Linked DNA regions of Homo sapiens: region 1 is linked to region 2. A link is a loop called in an ENCODE intact Hi-C map of the cell type or tissue named here. Cell type or tissue: Caco-2. All regions are shown on one strand. Links, peaks and the distances in the headings refer to the core of each region. The heading gives the core; the rest is flanking DNA. Region 1 has its middle 86 kb from the start of LINC00564. Region 2 has its middle 44 kb from the start of LINC00377.

Region 1 (11,827 bases), core at 3,897-7,896, 80 kb before region 2:
GACTGAAAAAATGGAGAAACTGTTTGCCTTAAAGAATGGCTTAGTCATTAAATAGAGCCATTTTATGCTCTAAGATAAATAGTCAAGTCCTTTCTTACTACAGAGATACGATTTGGCTGTTTCCCCATCCAAATCTTTCATCTTGAATTGTAATCCCCATAATGCCTACATGTCTAGGGAGAGACTTGATGGGAGGTGATTGGATCATAGGGTTGGTTTTTCCCATGCTCTCCTCATGATAGTAAGTGAGTTCTCCTGAGATCTGATGGTTTTATAAGTGTCTGGCACTTCCCCTCTTTGCACTTCTCTCTCTTGCTGCCATGTGAAGAAGGTCATTGCTTCACCTTGTACCATGATTGTAAGTTTCCTGAGGCCTCTCCAGCCATGTGGAACTGTGAGTCAATTAAACTTCTTTTCTTTATTAATTACCCGGTCTTGGGTATTTCTTTATAGCACTGTGAAAACAGACTAATACATACAGAAATAAGGGGATCGGCTCCCCACCGTCTGGTAAGTGAGGAGCGCCTCTGCCCGGCTGCCAAACTGGGAAGTGCGGAGCGCCTCTGCTCGGCTGCCCACCATCTGGGAGGTGAGGAGCGCCTCTGCCCGGCCGCTGTGCAACCTTCTAAGTGTGAAGAGACAGCCTTGTGTGTGATCTTTTCTGTCTTCCCCAAGTTTGCATTTTCGACATTAAAGTTTACTTTTTAGTTAAAAGTTAAAAAAAAAAAAAGAAATACAGGGATCATAATCAGAAATTCATAAAGGAGACTCACAAGCAATAAAATTAATGGGATATCTGGTGGAAAGGATATGCTTCCAACTACAGCCAATTGATGCCATGTAGAAACGGGGTCCTATGTTTCAGTTCTTCTTATCTTTGTATGTGGTACATACAAAGTATGTATGTGGGTATGTTTGACATTGTGTGCTACCTACTCCAAATCTGTTCTTTCTTTGTGAGTTAAAAAAAAATATTCTGGAAAGACAGCAAATACCTAACTCTGGTGATTATTTCTGATCTTCCTTTCAGCTAAGAATGTCTATGTGAATCAATTGTGGACCAAAAAAGTAAACCAGCTGTAGTGGGTTTCAGGACTATGACAATGCTTTTGTTCTCTTCATAAAAGATGACTAATGTGGTTAGCATCTTCTTTGTTCTTCTTCCTTACTTAAAGAATATGTGATATTTGGAGCTTCAATATCCATCTTGGGACATTGGAATCAATACTGTTGAGTAGCTAAACCAATAGCAACAATATTGTCACTATGAACATTTTCGTGGGAGAAAATTAACTCTTATTTGGGTAACTGATTACTAGTCAATTACTCTATAAATTGAAGGTAAACATATGGTAAATAAAGTAGTGGAAATGTAGATTACTTTGTAATTTACTTTAACATTTTCAGTGATGCTCATATTTTAATACTATTTTTGACACACTAAAGGCACCTGCAGACCAGATCCTGACCATGGGCAAGAAAACTGACTTCTACATATTGATTCGTTTTGGCAAATGAGCCAGAAGTTACCATTCTAAGTTAATGTGTTACATTCAAAGTACCTGTTTGTGAAGAACTAAATTTATTCTAAAGGAATTTTATTTGGAAGCTTTTGTCTTGATCAACCATACAATTTCTTTATAATTAATATTTTTCACATCTATAGAAACATGTTCTTCAAGTTTTCCCCTTGCCCTTGATGTTGTCCATGCTGCCCCCTTTTTCTCTATCTCTTTTATGCTTATTTTCTCTGTGTCCTGTATGAAATTGAGGTTCAGATCTTATTTTAATCAGATTGTGACTTCCCAATAGAAAAGTGCCCAGGTGCTCCCCATCTGCAACTCTGGAGACAGCAGAGATACACCTAGAGGACAGCAGAGTCATACTAGGCAGAAGCAGGTTGCAGAAGCAAAAGCAACAACCAGTCCTATATGCAGAATATCCTGAAGGGATATTCTGAAGGATTTTTAAGAAATATCCTGAAGGCTTTTTAAGAAAGGACGGTTGATAAGACAATGTATTAAGGTGGAACATAAGTGCACATTTAAGAATAGTGATAGTAACTGGGCCAAGAAAAAGAAAATGCCATCACAATAAAAAAAGGATGTGGTAAAATAAGACTTTGGGACACTGAGAAGAATCCAAAGATGTTACATGATGCACAAATAAAAAAGGAGTCAGGAATAGAAGTAAAACTAATTTCTAATTCAAACTGGCACATGAAATTTCATATCATTAAGACACTTAAAATTTTAACTCTAGATATGTTATTCTGCACAGTACACTGTATATTTATCATTTAGTTAGGTCTATAATAAAACGCATATAGTTTTCATTTATTAATATGAGTTCAATACTTGTCTGTATAATTGTTTCATGAATCCATGTTGAAAAACATATATCTCAAATTTAAAATATAAATGCATGAATTGACAAAACTTACTGTATGTTTATAAACCACATTTGGAACATAAATAGGGAGAGATAGGCAAATAACATTCTTGCCAAAATACTACATTCACAATGTTTATCTCTTTTGAGTGTTCTACTAGTAAAATAATTCTTGATTATCTTAATTATATTTACATTTATTATATATAATTTGGTTTCTGTTGCTAATAAATAAGCCTTTTTAAAATTTCTACACATTGCTCTGTCTCTTAAATTGCATGTTATCCATTCTGGTTTGTTTTTGATATTGTTAGTATTACTTTTAATTGACAATAAAATTTTTGGATGTTATTTGCTAATTATACTGAACATATTACAGTATATAATTTTGTAGAAACTATAAATTTGTGGATGGTTTTCTCAACATAGATAAATTTTTATTTCCTTTTTGAACATTGGTTGGGTCATTTTAGTTACACTTTGATGTTGGATAACAAAGTGAGTTGTGTTACTCTACAAGACTTATTTTGGTAGTTTCTCAAGCATAATGACATTTAATAGAAAATCTCTTTAATATGCCTGTTCTAAGCGGATAAGTACAGAAACCGTTCCCATGCCTTTACACTTGGCAATGTTTTCCTACTTGTTCATGATACACCATCACAGCTGAAAGCCAGACTGAACATTGTTCCCTTCTTTGTGCTTTGTCAAGCTACAAAAACAAACATATTTAGTATTTGTCCTCTACAGTTCTACTCTGCCCCCTGGAAATTATGCATACCCAGAGTGTAATCAAGAGGTATATTTTCTCTAATTCCAGAAAACTTTCATTTACATAAACATTTGAAATTGAATTAAAATATCTAAAAGAGCAATTCATTATATTTCCTGCTTATTCTTTATCAATATTCTATTGGCCTTAAGGCCTTTCTTTTAGAGGCTTTCTGTTTCTGGGGCTGAATTTGCAACACATTGCCAGCTGCCTTCTTCTATGAATCTGGCAGTTGAAAACATTTGAGTTTGGGGAAGAGAAAAATCTTCGCTTCTCTAGTCTAAGTCAGTATTATACCAGTTGTAGAGCCCAGATTTCAGCTTCCTTTATCGTTGCTAGCCACAGCCATTCCATGTATTTACACCAGCCAACCACATTGTTTTGTAGTTCTAAGTACCAGAACTTAGGTCTAAGCACCAATAGTGCTGTGATTTTCCAGAGGTCTGAGCCCTAGCTATGTGGTATGTCCCTCAGACATCTGATCACATAGCATAATGATCAGTTCCTGTAATCAATCATGCTATGGTCTGAATGTTTGTGTCCCCTCATAATTCATATGTTGAAACCTAATCCCTAATGTGATGCTATTAGGAAGTGGGGGCTTTGGGAGGTGATTAGATCATGAGAGTAGAGAACCTTCATGAGTGGGATTAGTGCACTTATAAAAGAGGCCTGAAGAGCTGCCTTGGCAATTCTGCCAAGTGAGGAGGCAGCAGCATGACAACTTCCGGTGTCCTTCACCAAACACCAAATCTGCCAGCACCTTAATCTTTCACTTCCCAGCCACCAGAATCGTGAGAAATCAATTTCTATCTTTTACAAGCTGTCCAGTTTATCATATTTGTTATAGCAGCCCAAATCAATGAAGACAGGGCCCATATTACTGTAAACCACATTTTTATATTCCCCTCAGCCTAGATATGGGAACTGCTTCCTGCAAGCAATATCTGTGTTATCTCAGCATCACCTATTTTTACTTCCAGTTTTGTTACATGTATAACTAATTCCCTGTTTGAAATTCTTTTTGTTTAAATAGTTAGTGTGGGTTCAATAGTCTTCAATGGACCCTGACTGCTAAAGTACTTGGTAGAGGGAACAGGTTTTATTCCTCACTCTCTAACACACTAAAGGGTCTCAGGTAATTGCAACATTTGCACATTAGATCCAATTAATATGATGTCAGAAATGTAATGGGTCAGTTATTCCATGGGATGCCAAGATGATCAAGATCTAGACTGACTAAAATGTGGTAGAAGGCAGAACAGTTGGCACGACCCTGAGGCAAAACTATGAAGATACACATTTGTTGCTGCAAGGTGAGAACAAACATGTTGCTGGCACTGCACTGCCAATTGGTCTAAAATAAGGATATGCAAACCAGAGCAACCAGACAGACCACATTCAGCCCACTGTCTTTTTGCTTGTGTGTTTGCTTTTAAATTTTACTGGAATCCTGTCATATTCATTTCTTTACATACTGCCTATGGCTAATTTTATTAATGGTGGAGAGCGTCCAGTTCTTGGCGCCTTGAACAAAGAACTGGACAAAACTTACAGACAAAGCAAGGAAGGGACTAAGGGATTTATTGAAAATAAAGTACACTCCACAGTGTGAGAGCAGGCAGAGCATAGGGGCTCTAAGGCCCCATTACAGAATTTTTTTGAGTCTTTAAATACCCCCTAGAGGATTCCATTGGTTACTTCAGGTACACCCTGTGTAAATGGAGAGACTGAAGTAAAGTTACAAAGTCATTTACGGCCCATGACCTATGGAGAGGATATTTCCTGTTATAGCTGAAGTGTAAACTGGCTTTATGTTCCCACCCTCCGGACTCTATTTTCCTGCCACAATTTTGTGCTATACAAAAGCTAAGTATTTGTGTTAGAGATGAAATGGCCTAGAAAGCTTAAAATATTTACTAGATGTCCCTTTACAGAAAAACAAAAACAACAGCAACAAAATAAAACATCTCTGACCCCTTGTGTTAGTTTTCCATAGAACTCCGAGATTAAGGTGTGTTGGTAGGGCCGTGCTCCCCTTGAAAGCACTAGGGGCTTCTAATAGTTCCTTGGTTCATGGCAGCATATCTCCAGTCTTCACATGGTGTTCTCCCTGTGTGTGTATCTGTGTCCAAATTTCCCCTTTTATAAAGGATTTCAATTATATTCCGCCAAACCCCTGTGTGAGCTCATGTTAACAAATTACATCTTCAATGATCTCATTTACAAAGATCACATTCTGAGGTATTGTGGGTTAGTACTTCAACACAGGAATTTCAGGGGAACACATTTCATCCCATGGCACTCCTCGTATAGAAAAAACCATCTGCTAAATCAATAACCAAATGTCATGTGTCAGAGAATATAAGGACTTGTTTCCTTAATTTACCACAGCTGGAAAAGCAGCTGCAATTTATGTCTTCCCCAATTAAGTTTATGTTAATTCACAATAACTTCTCAAGATCTTTTCACGTATAGCATGGACAAAGGAGTTATTTATATAACATTGTGATAGGAACTACTAGCTCTGCATCTTTGAAGTCTTTTATAGTGACGCTAATCTCTGCAGTACTCACAGGGAAGTAGCATTGCTCTTGGATTACAAACAAATAGGGAGAAACATTTTCATAGACTTCCATGTGGTTATTCTTACGATAATAATTCACCTCGCCAGTTAGAGAACTGAATGTGGGTATTCTGTCAGTTACTGAATATAATTATATTAGAAACTAAGTCCACACTATAAGATATTTATGTAGATAAACTTGGTTGAAGAAGAACTTGAATCAAGACTACTTATTTGGACTGACTCTCATAATCCCCAGTTTGACCAGTGACCCTTAATGCCATTTTTGGTTACTGATGCTTTCATGGCCCAATAATGAGATGCAGATGAACTGGAGAGGAAGAGAGTTTTTATTTCTGTAATCGGTTGGTTACACATAAAAGACCTGGAAAATATCACCAGACCAACTCAAAATTACAAAGTCTTCCAGAGTTTATCTACCTTCTAAGCTATATGTCTATGTGTAAGTGTGCATTCATCTAAAGACATAAGTGATTAACTTCTTTTAATCTGTAACTAAGATCTGAGTCCTCAAGACCGTCCTCTGGAGCCTCAGTAAATTTACTTAATCTAAATGGGTCCAGGTGCTGAGGTGATTACCTTTATCTTGTCTCCTGCTAAATCAGGGAGGTTTGGGGAATTCCTCCACTTGTTTGTGGAGGCCTGGGGATTTTCTTCAGATCCCTAATAAAAGTTGTTTAATCCCAAATGGGTCCTGTTAAGAATTCCTTTGTTATTTTGTCATGTTTTAAGGCCCAGGAAATGCCTAGGCAAAACTCTTGGTGGGCTTTTGTTACATTCCAGGCTTTGTATAAGAACACTGGCTCTTTCAGTCTTTAATATTTCACTTAACCGCTCAGTACTGAAACAGTTGTTATGGAAGCCTGCGTTAGTGAGACCTGGCCTGCCACAAAACCAGAATCAATAACAGGAAATCTACCAAATTTTCCCTTTCCGTGATGCACAGTGAACATAGAAAAGACTGAAAGTCTTTTTAGAGAAGACTGGAGGAAGATCTATAATTTATATTTTTGAAGGGACTCTGACAATTGCTTCCATAAATAAGGTTTCTGTCCACCAAATCCAGAGTTTGTGTCACAAACATCAAGTAATACTTTAATTGAATGCCATTCTACTCAAACTGAGGATTCTGTTACTAATTAGCATCTGTCAAAGATCCATGGGAGTCACAGAATTCCTGTTATGTCTTTGTTTATTCCTGTTATGCTGTTTATTATAGAACGTATTCCCCTTCTTTCTGCTTTAACATGTAAATATTTGGTTGGGCTTGCGCCCTTCTGGGACCCTTCATCATCACTGTAAAAAGAAAGCCCATCTCAGTGAATGATTCATTTCCACCATCTTCCCCAGCCTACGGAGGACTGCTGCCACAGTGCATTTTAATGATGTGTCTCTCTCCATTCTGGTCATGTATTATCACTGCCTTAGGGAAGGGGATATCCTCTCAGGCCTCTTATACTATATAATGGGGAAGCAGATGGCATATGATACATCCATTCCAACATTCCTATTTTCCTAAGCTTTTGAATTTTTTCCCTCTACATTATGTTAGAGAATTTCTGATATTTCGGCCTCACTGAATGTTGGCAACCGCTAAGCCCAGATTTCAGTCAGCAAAGCTAACAAAATATTAGAGCAGATTTAACATATTAAATGAAGAGTCTCTGAGAAGTGCGGCTATATCAACACATTTGGCCCTGTGCAATGATACATTCTGTACTCTTTCAAACCACATCCTTAAAATTGATTCCCACACATATTCTGCAGGCTGGAATAATATAAATCAACAAAATCTGAGCCCTTTTGTTCTAGTAACACCATCTCTTTCTTTTATTCTAGTAACATCATCCATCCCTTTATTGTTTCCTCAGCTATATAAATGGTAGCTGCTTCCTACAGTTATTATTCTTTGAATTATTTCATCACCCTTTACTTGCTATTTTAGATTTTTCAATATCATCTGCATAACTCTCTTATGTATTAAATTCCCTCTCTTTAACATACTTGCTGTTTATGTTTACTGTCAAGACACAGACTAATTGAGTTACAGAAGAATGGATTCAGATAGAAAACATTGAAATGAAAATATTTTGGAATATGCTAAAATAGTTTTGATCTTAGTGATATTGTTTTTAATTTTTACCTCTGAATTCTGTTTGATAAGCAAATTAACTCAGCAATAGTTACCTATGGAAATGAAAATTGGTATCATGTAATTCAACTTTCCATCAAGTTTAGAAAGTTTCATACAATTCTAATTGAAAAAGTTTATTTTTCATTGTTAAAAGATTTTTTAAAATATTAGAAGCTTTTAAAAATTCTCAAATTCCACTTATTTATATTTCTTTGAAATTTCTAATCTCCACTTTTTAATCTATCCTTTGGATTTGAATAGATAAATGGTAACTAAATGACAGATACTTCTTTAAATGCTTGAACACAGCTATAGTCTAAGACCTTAATTCACTCCCATTCATAGCTCTCAATATTTTAGTGTCCCTTAATGAAAACTCTAAAAAAATTCAATCCACTTAATTGAAAATGAATGTGTGTTATATAATGCTAGAAGTTTCTGATAACCACCCCTCCACCTGCTGAGAAATATTTATTCCATTATCATCTCTCTTTCGGGTGATGAAAATGTTCTGAAACTAGACAATGTGATGGTTGTGCAATATTGTGAATGTACCAATGTCAGGAGCTCAGCTGGGGGTGAGAGAGAATAGAGACAAGACTCGCCGCCACCACCTCGCACTCCACTGAGGGCATCTACTACAGTTGGTGGGGAGCAGGGGCCCCGTGGCCAGCAGGGTCCCCAGTCAGACCATCTGAAGCCACACCTTAAATCTTGCCTAAGGTGACATACCCACTGATTGCTAGACTTTGAGGAAGCTAAAATAAACAGCTTCCACCATAAAACTTACTTAAGGGAGTTAACCCTATCTTCCCCATATGTACAAGACCAGAATGATCAACCTTTACCTTAGCTTCCTTATACTACCAACGATCATGCCTAGGGGTGGAGATTTCACATGCAATGCACGAAGAAGCATGTCACCAAAGTGGGCAGGTACCAGTCACTCCCTGCCTCTGTATGCTTAAACGTCACTCCTTTCTTGCTTTAACCTCTTTAAAATTACTGTCCTCACTCTCTATGGGGAGCCAGCCAGAGAATTCTCTCTCTTTTATGCTGCCTCCATTTTGCCCAGGCATCAACCCCAATAAAGCCTTGTTGGGAAAAACTCTTTTTGCCTCACATTTATTTCTACTACATTGAGGGCCTGAGAACCTGTGGTCAGTACCTGAAAGACCTGACATGTCATGTGTCAAAGTTGTCCATTTAGATAAGTCAAAATGAAATTAACAGCTAGGCCTGTTAATCCTTTCCTGAAATAGTGCAAGAAAGAGGCTAACCCAGGGAAAGTTCCAGCTCCCACACTGTTCCATTTTTCCACATGTAACGGTGTCATAAAAGGGTTAGGTGGATCAGCACGGGCTTGGGGGTCATTTCACTGCCAAGGGAATTTAAACAAAAGGCCCCAGCTGCTTTATGGACTAGAGGCCAGAGGAAGTGGGAGGGGGAAGGGCTAAGAACGATAAAGTGCTGTGTCCCCAGTCAGAGTGGGGAACACTGTCTTCAAATCTCCCGCACCCCATAGTGAGATCTTAGTAGAGACATCTGAGAAAGGCTTTTGTCCAATAAAGACCTTAAAGAGGCCTCTGAATGGTGGCACCTGGGCTAGAATTGCAGCTATGCCTGAGTACATGGCTGGCCTGGGGAGCCTCAGTCCTCGAGTACAGTTTTCTTCAGAGACTGCAGCGTGTTTGTTGTGCATGCACCAAGTCTGATGTGGAGAAGGCAGCCTTTCTCCTTGAGGCCTGCCAGGTAAACCTTTGTAGTTGCCTGTACTTGTGCCTAAAAAAATCACAGGTAGGGGTTTAGCCAGGAGTAAGGTACTTCGCTAACTGCCACTGAATTGTGCACTTTAAATAGCACATTTTCTGATGTGTGCATTTTACCACAATCAAAAAAGCTTTAAAACATGGACTGCATTGATAATTTTTTTTTAAATACGGAGTTAGGTATAGAAAGGCAAGATGCCCTTCTTTCCCTTGATAATGCTGTTTTATAATAATAGAGAATTATAATACACTTGTATCATAACATATTTTTTCTGCATTATAATACAGAATTATCTAGATTTTCTGTAATCTAAGGTATTATATCTTATTTCGTGGTTATTTATTTATTTTTATTTTATTTTATTTTATTTTGAGATGGAGTTTTGCTCTCATTGCCCAGGCTGGAGTGCGATGGCATGATCTCGGCTCACTGCAACCTCTGCCTCCCAGGTTCAAGCTATTCTCCTGCCTCAGCCTCCCGAGCAGCTGGGATTAGAGGCATGTGCCACCACGCCCGGCTGATTTTGTATTTTTAGTACAGATGGGGTTTCTCCACGTTGGTCAGGCTGGTCTCAAACTCCCGACCTCAAGTGATCTGCTTGCCTCGGCCTCCCAAAGTGCTGGGATTACAGGCATGAGCCGTATAAAATACATTTCCTTTGATTAATCATGACGTTATCAGTGATCCAAATTGAGTACAAAGTTAACAGTTCTGTTTGCTCATTTTACTTGTTATCAACAAAGCCACTATTGGCATTTTGGTTACATGATTCATCTTTGCTGTGAAGACATTTTCTGGGTCATAGAAAACAGTTTGCTTTCTTGACCTCTGGGGTTGAAATTCTATTCCCTCTTTGCAGTCATTATTATAAACTCGAAAATTCACACATTTCCAAAAAATTCCTTTCACCCCTCATCCCCAGAGGAGGGGGAGGTATTGCCTTCTTTCACTTGAGTAGCATTTATCTGCTAAAAGAAATCAGGAAGTAAATTCAATGTTTTGATATGATTTTATAAAAGTATAGCCATTTGACAGAATGCTTTTATTATAGCTATTTATTTTCTTGACACAATTTTTTAATAGTATAAGGAAAATATCACCTCTCTGACTAGTTTGCTTACTAACAATGCTCATGTTATTAACATGTAGACTTGTGTTGAGTCATTTGCATTTTTGACAAATAGCATTACTACATTTAAATTTGTTTAAAAATAATTCTAAATTAAAATAAAATTAATCATAGCTTTTTAAAATATGAAAAAGTTTTACACTTATCTACCTGATTTTAAAGATGACTGGTTTTAAATGGGGATTTATCTAATATTGTGTTACATCTATTAAATCCAACCTATGCCTTTCAAATAAATGTTATATTTGTATGTATATTGTATACATTGTGTAAATTCATTTGAATATTGAAACTACTCTCCATGTTTCTATATCGGTCTTGTTTGTGTATATCCCCAAAGTATTTTTAACTAATACTTATACTTCCTTGTGAGAACCACTCTGTGTCTACATCATTTTTATTTTTCTATATTAAAACTACATTTTATACTCCATTGTATTTTATGGACCTGTTTCGTCTCAGCATTTTTTTTCTTTCTCCTCATATTTTACCTTAAGTTCTTTTTAAACAGTAGAGTTTATATTGCCAATCGATAACTTAAGGTTTTCATAAAAGACACTCTTTTAATAACCAGGGGCTCATTGCTCTGGTATCATACAACATTCCACAAAAAAAAAAAAAAAAAACACACACACACACAAAAATCCACTCACTGAGGCAGTGTAACTAGTCATTTCCTATATTATCCTTTATTTTTCAAAGTCATCACCATAAGTTTCTGACAGTACTTTAAAACTGTTTTAAAAGTTCAATTAGAAGAAAAAATTTACAAAACATAATATTAATATATATAAATAGACTTTGAATATTTTGTTGTTTTACTGCTTTTAGAAAACAATCACATTATATAAATACATCATTACATATCTATTATATTATAAAGTTTTGTAAAAATGTGTTTATTAGTGTGGGATATACTAGGAACATGCATAACATATCTCATTTTCTTTCAATATCTTAATAATATTTAATATTTTTTTGAAAAAAAAACTGTATAACTTTCCCTAAATATGGAATGCAGCTGCCCGAAATGACTACATCTTC
Region 2 (11,827 bases), core at 4,516-8,515:
CAAATGGAAAACAAAAAAAGGCAGGGGTTGCAATCCTAGTCTCTGATAAAACAGACTTTAAACCAACAAAGATCAAAAGAGACAAAGAAGGCCATTACATAATGGTAAAGGGATCAATTCAACAAGAAGAGCTAACTATCCTAAATATATATGCACCCAATACAGGAGCACCCAGATTCATAAAGCAAGTCCTGAGTGACCTACAAAGAGACTTAGACCCCCACACATTAATAATGGGAGAATTTAACACCCCACTGTCAACATTAGACAGATCAACGAGACAGAAAGTTAACAAGGATACCCAGGAATTGAACTCAGCTCTGCACCAAGCGGACCTAATAGACATCTACAGAACTCTCCACCCCAAATCAACAGAATATACATTTTTTTCAGCACCAGAACCCACCTATTCCAAAATTGACCACATAGTTGGAAGTAAAGCTCTCCTTAGCAAATGTAAAAGAACAGAAATTATAACAAACTGTCTCTCAGACCACAGTGCAATCAAACTAGAACGCAGGATTAAGAAACTCACTCAAAACCGCTCAACTACATGGAAACTGAACAACCTGCTCCTGAATGACTACTGGGTACATAACGAAATGAAGGCAGAAATAAAGATGTTCTTTGAAACCAACGAGAACAAAGACACAACATACCAGAATCTCTGGGACACATTCAAAGCAGTGTGTAGAGGGAAATTTATAGCACTAAATGCCCACAAGAGAAAGCAGGAAAGATCCAAAATTGACACCCTAACATCACAATTAAAGGAACTACAAAAGCAAGAGCAAACACATTCAAAAGCTAGCAGAAGGCAAAAAATAACTAAAATCAGAGCAGAACTGAAGGAAATAGAGACACAAAAAACCCTTCAAAAAATCAATGAATCCAGGAGCTGGTTTTTGAAAAGATCAACAAAATTGATAGACTGCTAGCAAGACTAATAAAGAAGAAAATAAAGAAGAATCAAATAGACACAATAAAAAATGATAAAGGGGATATCACCACTGATCCCACAGAAATACAAACTACCATCAGAGAATACTACAGACACCTCTATGCAAATAAACTAGAAAATATAGAAGAAATGGATAAATTCCTCAACACATACACCCTCCCAAGACTAAACCAGGAAGAAGTTGAATCTCTGAATAGACCAATAATAGGCTCTGAAATTGTGGCAATAATCAATAGCTTACCAACCAAAAAGAGTCCAGGACCAGATGGACTCACAGCCGAATTCTACCAGAGGTACAAGGAGGAAATGGTACCATTCCTTCTGAAACTATTCCAATCAATAGAAAAAGAGGGAATCCTCCCTAACTCATTTTAAGGCCAGCATCATCCTGATACCAAAGCCGGGCAGAGATACAACCAAAAAAGAGAATTTTAGACCAATATCCTTGATGAACATTGATGCAAAAATCCTCAATAAAATACTGGCAAACTGAATCCAGCAGCACATCAAAAAGCTTATCCACCATGATCAAGTGGGCTTCATCCCTGGGATGCAAGGCTGGTTCAATATACGCAAATCAATAAATGTAATCTAGCATATAAACAGAACCAAAGACAAAAACCACATGATTATCTCAATAGATGCAGAAAAGGCCTTTGACAAAATTCAACAACACTTCATGCTAAAAACTCTCAATAAATTAGGTATTGATGGGACGTATCTCAAAATAATAAGAGCTATCTATGACAAACCCACAGCCAATATCATCCTGAATGGGCAAAAACTGGAAGCATTCCCTTTGAAAACGGGCACAAGACAGGGATGCCCTCTCCCACCACTCCTATTCAACATAGTGTTGGAAGTTCTGGCCAGGGCAATTAGGCAGGAGAAGGAAATAAAGGGTATTCAATTAGGAAAAGAGGAAGTCAAATTGTCCCTGTTTGCAGATGACATGATTGTATATCTAGAAAACCCCGTTGTCTCAGCCCAAAATCTCCTTAAGCTGATAAGCAACTTCAGCAAAGTCTCAGGATACAAAATCAATGTACAAAAATCACAAGTATTCTTATACACCAATAACAGACAAACCGAGAACCAAATCATGAGTGAACTCCCATTCACAATTGCTTCAAAGAGAATAAAATACCTAGGAATCCAACTTACAAGGGATGTGAAGGACCTCTTCAAGGAGAACTACAAATGACTGCTCAATGAAATAAAAGAGGATACAAAGAAATGGAAGAACATTCCATGTTCATGGGTAGGAAGAATCAATATCGTGAAAATGGCCATATGGCCCAAGGTAATTTATAGATTCAATGCCACCCCCATCAAGCTACCAATGACTTTCTTCACAGAATTGGAAAAAACTACTTTAAAGTTCATATGGAACCAAAAAACAGCCCGCATCGCCAAGTCAATGCTAAGCCAAAAGAACAAAGCTGGAGGCATCACGCTACCTGACTTCAAACTATACTACAAGGCTACAGTAACCAAAACAGTATGGTACTGGTACCAAAACAGAGATATAGATCAATGGAACAGAACAGAGCCCTCAGAAATAAGGTCGCATATCTACAACTATCTGATCTTTGACAAACCTGAGAAAAACAAGCAATGGGGAAAGGATTCCCTATTTAATAAATGGTGCTGGGAAAACTGGCTAGTCATGTGTAGAAAGCTGAAACTGGATCCCTTCCTTACACCTTATACAAAAATTAATTCAAGATGGATTAAAGACTTAAATGTTAGACCTAAAACCATAAAAACCCTAGAAGAAAACCTAGGTATCACCATTCAGGACATAGGCATGGGCAAGGACTTCATGTCTAAAACACCAAAAGCAATGGGAACAACAGCCAAAATTAACAAATGGGATCTAATTAAACTAAAGAGCTTCTGCACAGCAAAAGAAACTACCATCAGAGTGAACAGGCAACCTACAAAATGGGAGAAAATTTTCACAACTGACTCATCTGACAAAGGGCTAATATCCAGAATCTACAATGAACTCAAACAAATTTACAAGAAAAAAACAAACAACTCCATCAAAAAGTGGGTGAAGGACATGAACAGACACTTCTCAAAAGAAAACGTTTATGCAGCCAACAGACACATGAAAAAATGCTCACCATCACTGGCCATCAGAGAAATGTAAATCAAAACCACAATGAGATACCATCTCACACCAGTTAGAATGGCAATCATTAACAAGTCAGGAAACAACAGGTGCTGGAGAGGATGTGGAGAAATAGGAACACTTTTACACTGTTGGAGGGACTGTAAACTAGTTCAACCATTGTGGAAGTCAGTGTGGCGATTCCTCAGGCATCTAGAACTAGAAATACCATTTGACCCAGCCATCCCATTACTGGGTATATACCCAAAGGACTATAAATCATGCTGCTATAAAGACACATGCACATGTATGTTTATTGCGGCACTATTGACAATAGCAAAGACTTGGAACCAAGCCAAATGTCCAACAATGATAGACTGGATTAAGAAAATGTGGCACATATACACCATGGAATACTATGCAGCCATAAAAAAGGATGAGTTTATGTCCTTTGTAGGGACATGGATGAAATTGGAAATCATCATTCTCAGTAAACTATCGCAAGGACAAAAAACCAAACACCGCATGTTCTCACTCATAGGTGGGAATTGAACAATGAGAACACATGGACACAGGAAGGAGAACATCACACTCTGGGGACTGTTGTGGGGTGGGGGGAGGGGGGAGGGATAGCATTAGGAGATACACCTAATGCTAAATGACGAGTTAATGGGTGCAGCACGCCAGCCTGGCACATGTATACATATGTAACTAACCTGTACAATGTGCACATGTACCCTAAAACCTAAAGTATAATAATAATAAAATTAAAAAGAAAATTCTTATATAGTTAATACACACTTATACATTTTAAAAGCATAGCCTAAAATATAGGAAATATAGGTTGTATAATATTGCATGTGATTTGGATAAATAATTGAAAAATAAATACATAATGGAAACAAAATAAATATATCACTTTCATGCTTACATATGTGTGGAGACCAGATTGGTAGGGGAGACCCTAACCCAGTGGCACTAGAGGAATTACAAGACACACACAGATATATAGAGGTGTGGAGTGGGAAATCAGGGGTCTCACAGCCTTCAGAGCTGACAGCCTCGAACAGACATTTACCCACATATTTATTGACAGCAAGCCAGTGATAAGCATTGTTTCTATAGATTATAGCTGAACTAAAAGTATTCTTTATGGGAAATAAAGGGATGGGCCGAAATAAAGGGATGGGTTGGGCTAGTTATCTACAGCAGGAGTATGTCCTTAAGGCACAGATCACTCATGCTATTGTTTGTGGTTTAAGAATGCCTTTAAGCAGTTTTCTGCCCTGGGTGGGCTGGGTGTTCCTTGCCCTCATTCCAGTAAACCCACAACCTTCCAGTGTGGGCATCATGGCCACCAATATGTCACAGTGCTGCAGAGATTTTGTTTATGGCCAGTTTTGGGGCCCCTTATGGCCAGAGTTTGGGGGCCTATTCCCAACGCATATGTAAAATGAAGATGAGAATAGAGAATTAATATGATTTGGCTGTGTCTCTATCCAAATCTCATCTTTAATTGTAGCTCACATAATCCTCATGTGTTGTGGGAGGGACCCGGTGGGAGGTAATTGAATCTTGGGGGCGGGTCTTTCCCATGCTGTTCCCATGATAGTGAATAAGTCTCCTGGGATCTGATGGTTTTATAAAGGGCAGTTCCCCTGCACATGTTCTCTTGTCTGCTGCCATGTAAGATATGCCTTTGCTCCTCCTTTGCCATCCGCCATGATTGTGAGGCCTAAAATATTGGTTGTACAATATTGCATGTGATTTGGATAAATAATTGAAAATTAAATACATAATGGCAACAAAATAAATATATCCTCCCCAGCCATGTGGAACTGTGAGTCCATTAAACCTCTTCCCTTTATAATTACCCAGTCTGTGGTAATTAGCAGCATGAGAACAGACTAATACAAGAATTTTTCTTAATATAATCAGAATCAAATGCTAAATCTTAGATATCTGAATATTTAAAGCAAAAGCCTTCTTATCTTATTTGTTGAAATGGTATCTTTACCGTACAATTTTATTTTTATAATTTGACTAGATAAATTAGCACATTGTATACTATTTTTTCAAAATGTTCTTCATTTTCCATTTAATAAGTCCCAGTCTTTCTTAAGCAATAAGAACATTGGAATAAAGATAAGAATAAAGTAGGATTGCAATCCTACCTTTATATTTCCACAAAAGAGGAAGAATAGTTCACATTTATATAAAATTATATTTTCATTGAATTAAGTTAAGAAGAGTTGAGTAATGTCTTCTCTCTGACATACGGGAGTACAACATTCCAGGCCAAAAGTATTGCATTTTAAGCAATTGTCTCTGGAATGCCTGCTTTCCAACAATTAACTTGATTCTAGTGAGAAATACTTGCTTATCTCCCTCCCAATTAATAATTATTGCCCTTGTTTTACTTGCATGTCCCAGGTACTGAAAACCTGAAATGATATATTTGACTCAGGAGGAAAAGATTAACAATAGTTCCCTTCTTAGTAAGTTTTGTTGACGTTATTCTTTATAGATCTCATACGTTTATCATACTAGGATAGCTTTGACATTATCTCTTCTTATTAAGTTTAATACCACTGTCTTATTTACTAAATCTGTTGTTTATCTGTCATACTTTGTGCTTCTATATTTTGGGCTCTATATAGGAAACCAGGGAAGATATAGATGTTCCACATAAAAATCAAATTCACATATGATGCCATCAGCGAAATACCAAAAATGGCTGCTTGGAAGCTGTAAATGCCATACAAATACTCTTATGGCAATGAGGCTAGAAATGGGGAAAGACTGAAAGGCTTCCTCAGTTTGTAAGTCTCTTAATTCAGAATCGCAACCACCCTGTGTGTTTGCAGAGGAAATAGATAGTTTGTAAGCTGCTTCAATTTATTGCTTGAGAACATGTGGAGAAAGGGAATACAGGACATTTGGAAGAGCTCACAACAGTGTTGCTGAAACTCCATTTTAGACTGAGAACTGCTCTTCAACATATTTGTCCTGAAAGTTTGATGGGAAATTCTCTTGTCGCAAGTTGCACTAAACTACCACAAGGGGTTTTTCTTAGCGTTCTTTCATCAGGAACTCTGCGACAAATACTAAAAGCTGCAAAACAGAATGCCAAGCAATACTCTTGAGGGTAAGATATGGTATGTTAAAGCCTCTTGGACTGTTTATAGGTTATTTGGTGAATGTAAATATATCAAACATTACTACACTTTTCCATATGCTATCACTTAATTAACTTTAAAAATATTGCACTTACTTGTTCCTTATTTCATTGTATATGCCAATTTCAAAATATACCACATGAATGTACTCTGTTTTAACTGCAGAAAAGGGGAAAAATATTTTTCAACCAGGCTGGCAAATACAACATAAATGTTTAAAATGTTTATCACAAAGGACATCTTTTACATTTAGAATACTACTCCGCCATCTAGAGGAAAACTAAGAATCTAACACCCAGTGGGGGAAAAATTCAACTAGAATGAATTCTTCATACTTAGAATGTAAAAATTATGGTAAGTAAATAGTGTAAAGGGCCGGGCGCGGTGGCTCATGCCTGTAATCCCAGCACTTTGGGAGGCCAAGGCAGGCAGATCACGAGGTCAGGAGTTTGAGACCAGCATGGCCAGCAAGGTGAAACCCCCTCTCTACTAAAAATATGAAAAATTAGCCGGGCATGGTGGCACGTGCCTGTAGTCCCAGCTACTCGGGAGGCTGAGGCAGAAGAATTGCTTGAACCCGGCAGGTGGAGGTTGCAGTGAGCCGAGATTGTGCCATTGCACTCCAGCCTGGCAGCAGAGTAAGACTGCGTCTCAAAAAAAATTACATATATATATATATTATAGTAAAGTCGCCATCGACAGGAAGATTTTTTACTAACCTTGTTAATGTAGATCATAGAAGTAATAACAATAAAAAGACAATATTTACAAAAATAAATCGACAGACATGCTTAGCAGCAAAACAAGTAAAATGTGAATATATTGATCTTTGCTTCTTTCTGTTATACAGATGATATCTAATCTTCATAAATTGCATCTGAAAATTATTTGCTCTCTTTGTGTCTCATTAATAATAAAATTCTTTGGCTGCAAATCTATGCATTGGAATGCAGTTTCTAACTGCTGATGCCTTTTTCTTTTTAGATGATTGACCTTTATGTTCAATGCTGTAAATACATTAAAACCTACTGGCACTCTCCATACCTCTTTGCATGTATAACAAGAGCAAAAAGCACTGATTGTGCATTCACAGGTCACTTTCATAGAATGTTTAATTTTTAAAAAATATTTCTAATCCAGTATTGCTTTTTCTTAAGGAAGTGAAAGAGGTATTGCTTAAATAATTTTTCTGGGAATAGCAGTTTGCTGATTATATATATATGTAATATATAATCAAGAAATAGAATGTTACATATTATGTAATATATAATATAGCATATTATATATTATATAATATATAATCAAGAAATAGAGAGAAATCTGTCTCTCTCTCTCTCTCTATATATATATATACATATATACAATCTATATATCGTTATGTAGTCCCTTCTATGTCTGTATATATATATGGGGAGGGACTACATAACGATATATAGATTTCAATGCATCACTAACTTTTGTTGTTGCTGCCATTGCTGTTTCTTGCCTATGTTCAGCTTAGCACATTCCCTTTGTGTACAATCTGTGATTTCAGGCACGAAAATAAAGGAAGGTGCATGAAAAAGTCACTTTTCATTATTCTTGAGTGAATTTCTGTTAGAGAACAAGAAAACTCTCAGTAGCTTGTACTGAACCCCTGCTGTCTTTTAAAAGGTCTTCATGCAAATTGGCATTTTTTATATAGGTTACCTTGTGAAGAGAAGCTAATTCGGTGAAGGTCAATTTATCTCAAAGCAAGTGTGAAATGTGTAGTTTGTTGAATTGATCTATTATTTCATTGAATGTTAAAATAAACCACAATTCTGTTCAGGTGAAATCCAAACTCTTAAAATGACCATGACTCATGAATAAAATAAAATATGTACTTTTCAAAATAATTAAATAATGGGATCTACCCAGTCATCAAATAAATGACTTTTTGGAAACTATTAACAAGAAAGAGTACATTGATGTTCTTTGATTCTTTTCACATAAAGAAAAATGTAGGCCAGGAGCGATGGCTCACACCAGTAATTACACCACTTTGGGAGGCTGAAGCGGGAGGGTCAACTGAGGTCAGTAGTTTGAGACCAGCCTGGCCAGCATGGTGAAACCGTGTTATCTATAAAAATACAAAAATTAGCCAGGCATGGTGGCACCTACCTGTAATCCCAGCTACTCAGGAGGCTGAGGCAGGAGAATTGCTTGAACCCAGGAGGCGGAGGTTGCAGTGAACCGAGATCATGCCACTGCACTCCAGCCTGGGCGACAGAGTGAGACTCGGTCTCAAAAAAAAAGAAAAAGAAAAACGTGTTTGTTTTTATTTTCTATTAGTATCTCAGTGCAGTTTCATTGTGCCCTTCTGAATTATTAAGGATTAATATGTAAAATGATCTTCTCTGTCTTTTTAAAAAGCCTCTTTAAATGTAAAATAGAATACAGATGGAAGAAAACTGTAAACAGCAGTCACATGGCTTAGTAAATTCTTATAAATTTTAATAAGGTAAAAACTACAAAATCCAAGAAATATAACAAAGCCACAAACAGTAGAGGCTCCTCATGGGCTCAGATTCAGTCTCAAAACCACCCTTTCCCTCAAGATTAGCCAGCATCCTGACTCTTATATTAGTCATTTCCTTTCATATTATCAACGTTTTATCCTCCAGGTGTGCTTCCCAAATAACAGTTTAGTCTTGCCAACTTTATTTTAATTTTATGTTTCAGTCTTTTCTAATTTACAGATTCCCTTCTGTCCTTTTTATTTCCTTGTAACTTATTTGTTGAAAATCATGTGATGTTTGACATTTAGGTTTTTCTGCAGTCTGGATTTTGCTGATTGCATACTCATTTCAGGATGTTCCTCTGTCATTTATACTTTTTGCAAATTGCCAGTTGGCCCCAGAGTTTTCCTCAGATTCATTTTCAATTCCTTTGGCAAGACTATAGGTATTGTCTTGTTTTATCAAGAAGCACGTCTTGTGGTATAATCAGTGGTTGACCTTCCATGACTAAATCAATTGCTGCTGCCTAGTGAGTAGCAAATGGCAATAGCCAAATTAAAGGTAAAAACACGGTTCAATTACTGCCTGAGTCCACTTGGGCCACTATAACAAATAACCACAAACTAGAAATTTATTTCTCTTACTTCTGGAAGCTGGAATGTCCATGGCCAAGGCAGATTCAGTGTCTGGTCAGAGCCCAATTCCTGGCTCATAGACAGTGCCTTGTTTCTGTGTCCTTACATGGTGGAAGGGATGAGGAATGTCTCTCAGACCTCTTATAAGGGCATGAATCTTACTCACGAGGGGCCCAACCTATTACTTAATCATTGCCCAAAGGCTCCACCTCCTGAAACCATCCAACTTGGGAGTGAGGATTTCAAAACAGAGATTTTGGGGAGACATGAGTATTCAGACCATAGCAACTACTATTTGGTTTCATAGTAATATAACTCCTTTGGAAGGACAGGATAAATCTTTTCCTTTTATATCTTATTTTAAGGATAATGATTTGCTTCCCTATTATTTTCCTAAAATTGTCTAATTATTATTATTAAGAAATTATGACTTTAAACATATTTGATGAATTTAATTTAGTCTTACATATTACCACTTTTGGAGCTCAAATTGTATCATGTTTGCCCAGTGGCAGCCTCTTCAATATGACACCTGAGTCTTTTTGACATAACCTTTAACAATTTAAAAAAGAAAAGGCATGTCTATTACTGGGCACAAAGATTATTTATCTCAATTTTTATTGTTTATATACATAATATGTCTGTAATCCAATAAAGAAATGTATACACACATACACACCATGAATATAAATCATCCACATTCAATAGATATCAAAAGAAGAAGATACATAAAGGGCCCAAATGTTGGAATTACTAGGGAAAAAAATATTTATAAATAACTTTTGCATTATAAAGAATCTAGTGGAAAAGGTATCAAATATGCATAACCAGAGATAGAATATTATAATACACAGAAATGGAAACTATAAAAATGAGATTAATGAAAACGCATGCACGCACACACACAAACATACACACACGCATACATATGTGTAAGAAATGAGAATGTCCTCAGTGGGTTATCAGCAAATTGAACACAGCAGAGAAAAGAATCATTGAATTTGAAGACAATTAGTTAAAAGTTATTCCAGCTGAAATTTTTTAAAAAGTTGGAAAAAGAAACAGAACAAATACATAACTGATCTCAAAGAAATGAAAACTTATTTCCACACAAAATTCTGCTCATGTGGCCAGGCGCAGTGGCTCATGGCTGTAATCCCAGCACTTTGGTAGGCCCAGGCGGATGGATCACCTGCAGTTAGGAGTTCAAGACCAGCCTGACCAAATGGTGAAACCCCATCTCCACTAAAAATACAAAATTAGCTGGGTGTGTGTGCACATACCTTTAATCCCAGCTACTCAGGAGGCAGAGGCAGGAGAATCAATTAAACCTGGGAGGCAGAGGTTGCAGTGAGCCGAGATCGTGCCATTGCACTTCAGCCTGGGCAACAAGAGCGAAAGTCCGTCTCAAAAAAAAAAAAAAAATCTGCTTATGAATATTCATTACAAATCTTATTTGTAATATCCCAAAACTGGTGACAATGATGTGATGGGGACGTTACACCAAAATATGGTACCTGGGCATTTGAGAAAACAGCAGATTCAGGAAGATCACCGTCACCTTCCTCTTGCTCTTCTTTCCTGAAGCAAGTCATAAAATCTTTATTTCAGAGGCACTTTCCCTATGCTTGGAGAAAAAGTAACATCCATATCCTAGAAGACACAGAGACGCCAAGAAGAATCTGAATATACAGGCCTTACAAAATTCCTAGAACTTAGTTTATGACCATTAGATCAGATCCCCATTGTGCAATCGTACTTCTACATGACTGTCTACCCTTCATCAAACTTAACATAAAAATGCGTGGGGTTTTCCGTTTCTTTGGGTCTTCATTTTTGAATGTACCTGTGTTACATAACACATATTAAATAAATGTGTATATTTTTCTGTCATTAATTTATCTTTTGTTATAGACATCTCAGCAGTAAACCTTGAGTTGAGTGAAAAAATAATATTATTTTTTCTCTCCTAAAAACACAAATATCCTTCAATAAATAAATTGTTAAACTCTGGTATATCTATTCAATATCCATCCAATTTAATAATAACCAGGGCCGGGCGCAGTGGCTCACGCCTGTAATCCCAGCACTTTGGGAGGCTGAGGCAGGCCGATCACTAGGTCAGGAGATCGAGACCATCCTGGCCAACGTGGTGAAACCTCGTCTCTACTAAAATACAAACAATTAGCCAGGCGTGGTGGTGCGTGCCTATAGTCCCAGCTAGTGGGGAGGCTGGGGCAGGGGAATCACTTGAGCCTGGGAGGCAGAGGTTGCAGTGAGCTGAGATCGTGACACTGCACTCCAGCCTGGCGACAGAACAAGACTGTCTCAAAATAAAAAAATAATAATAATAATACCCAAACATATGCAGTAACACACGATTAATACATGTAACAACTTGGATGGATCTCAAGAACATTATCTTGGGTGAACAAAAGTTAATCTTAAAAAGT

Evidence for each region. Hi-C counts contacts between places; a loop is a spot of excess contacts. Peaks named below come from ENCODE experiments on the same cell type or tissue, not always from the same donor. Only the 100,000 strongest peaks of a DNase experiment are listed, where the experiment ranks them.
Region 1: it touches region 2 in a loop (5-fold over the local background); 1 of 110 quality-filtered maps calls a loop at or near these places.

What each region holds. Positions count from the first base shown.
Region 1 is chr13:81,135,500-81,147,326 of GRCh38, reverse strand. No RefSeq gene overlaps it. Among named protein-coding and RNA genes, the nearest start is that of LINC00564, 86 kb to the left of the region's middle. In Caco-2, for the core only: no CTCF peak of the experiment used is centred there; a DNase peak (open chromatin) is centred at 6,346.
Region 2 is chr13:81,056,114-81,067,940 of GRCh38, reverse strand. No RefSeq gene overlaps it. Among named protein-coding and RNA genes, the nearest start is that of LINC00377, 44 kb to the right of the region's middle. In Caco-2, for the core only: a CTCF peak has its summit at 6,254; no DNase peak of the experiment used is centred there.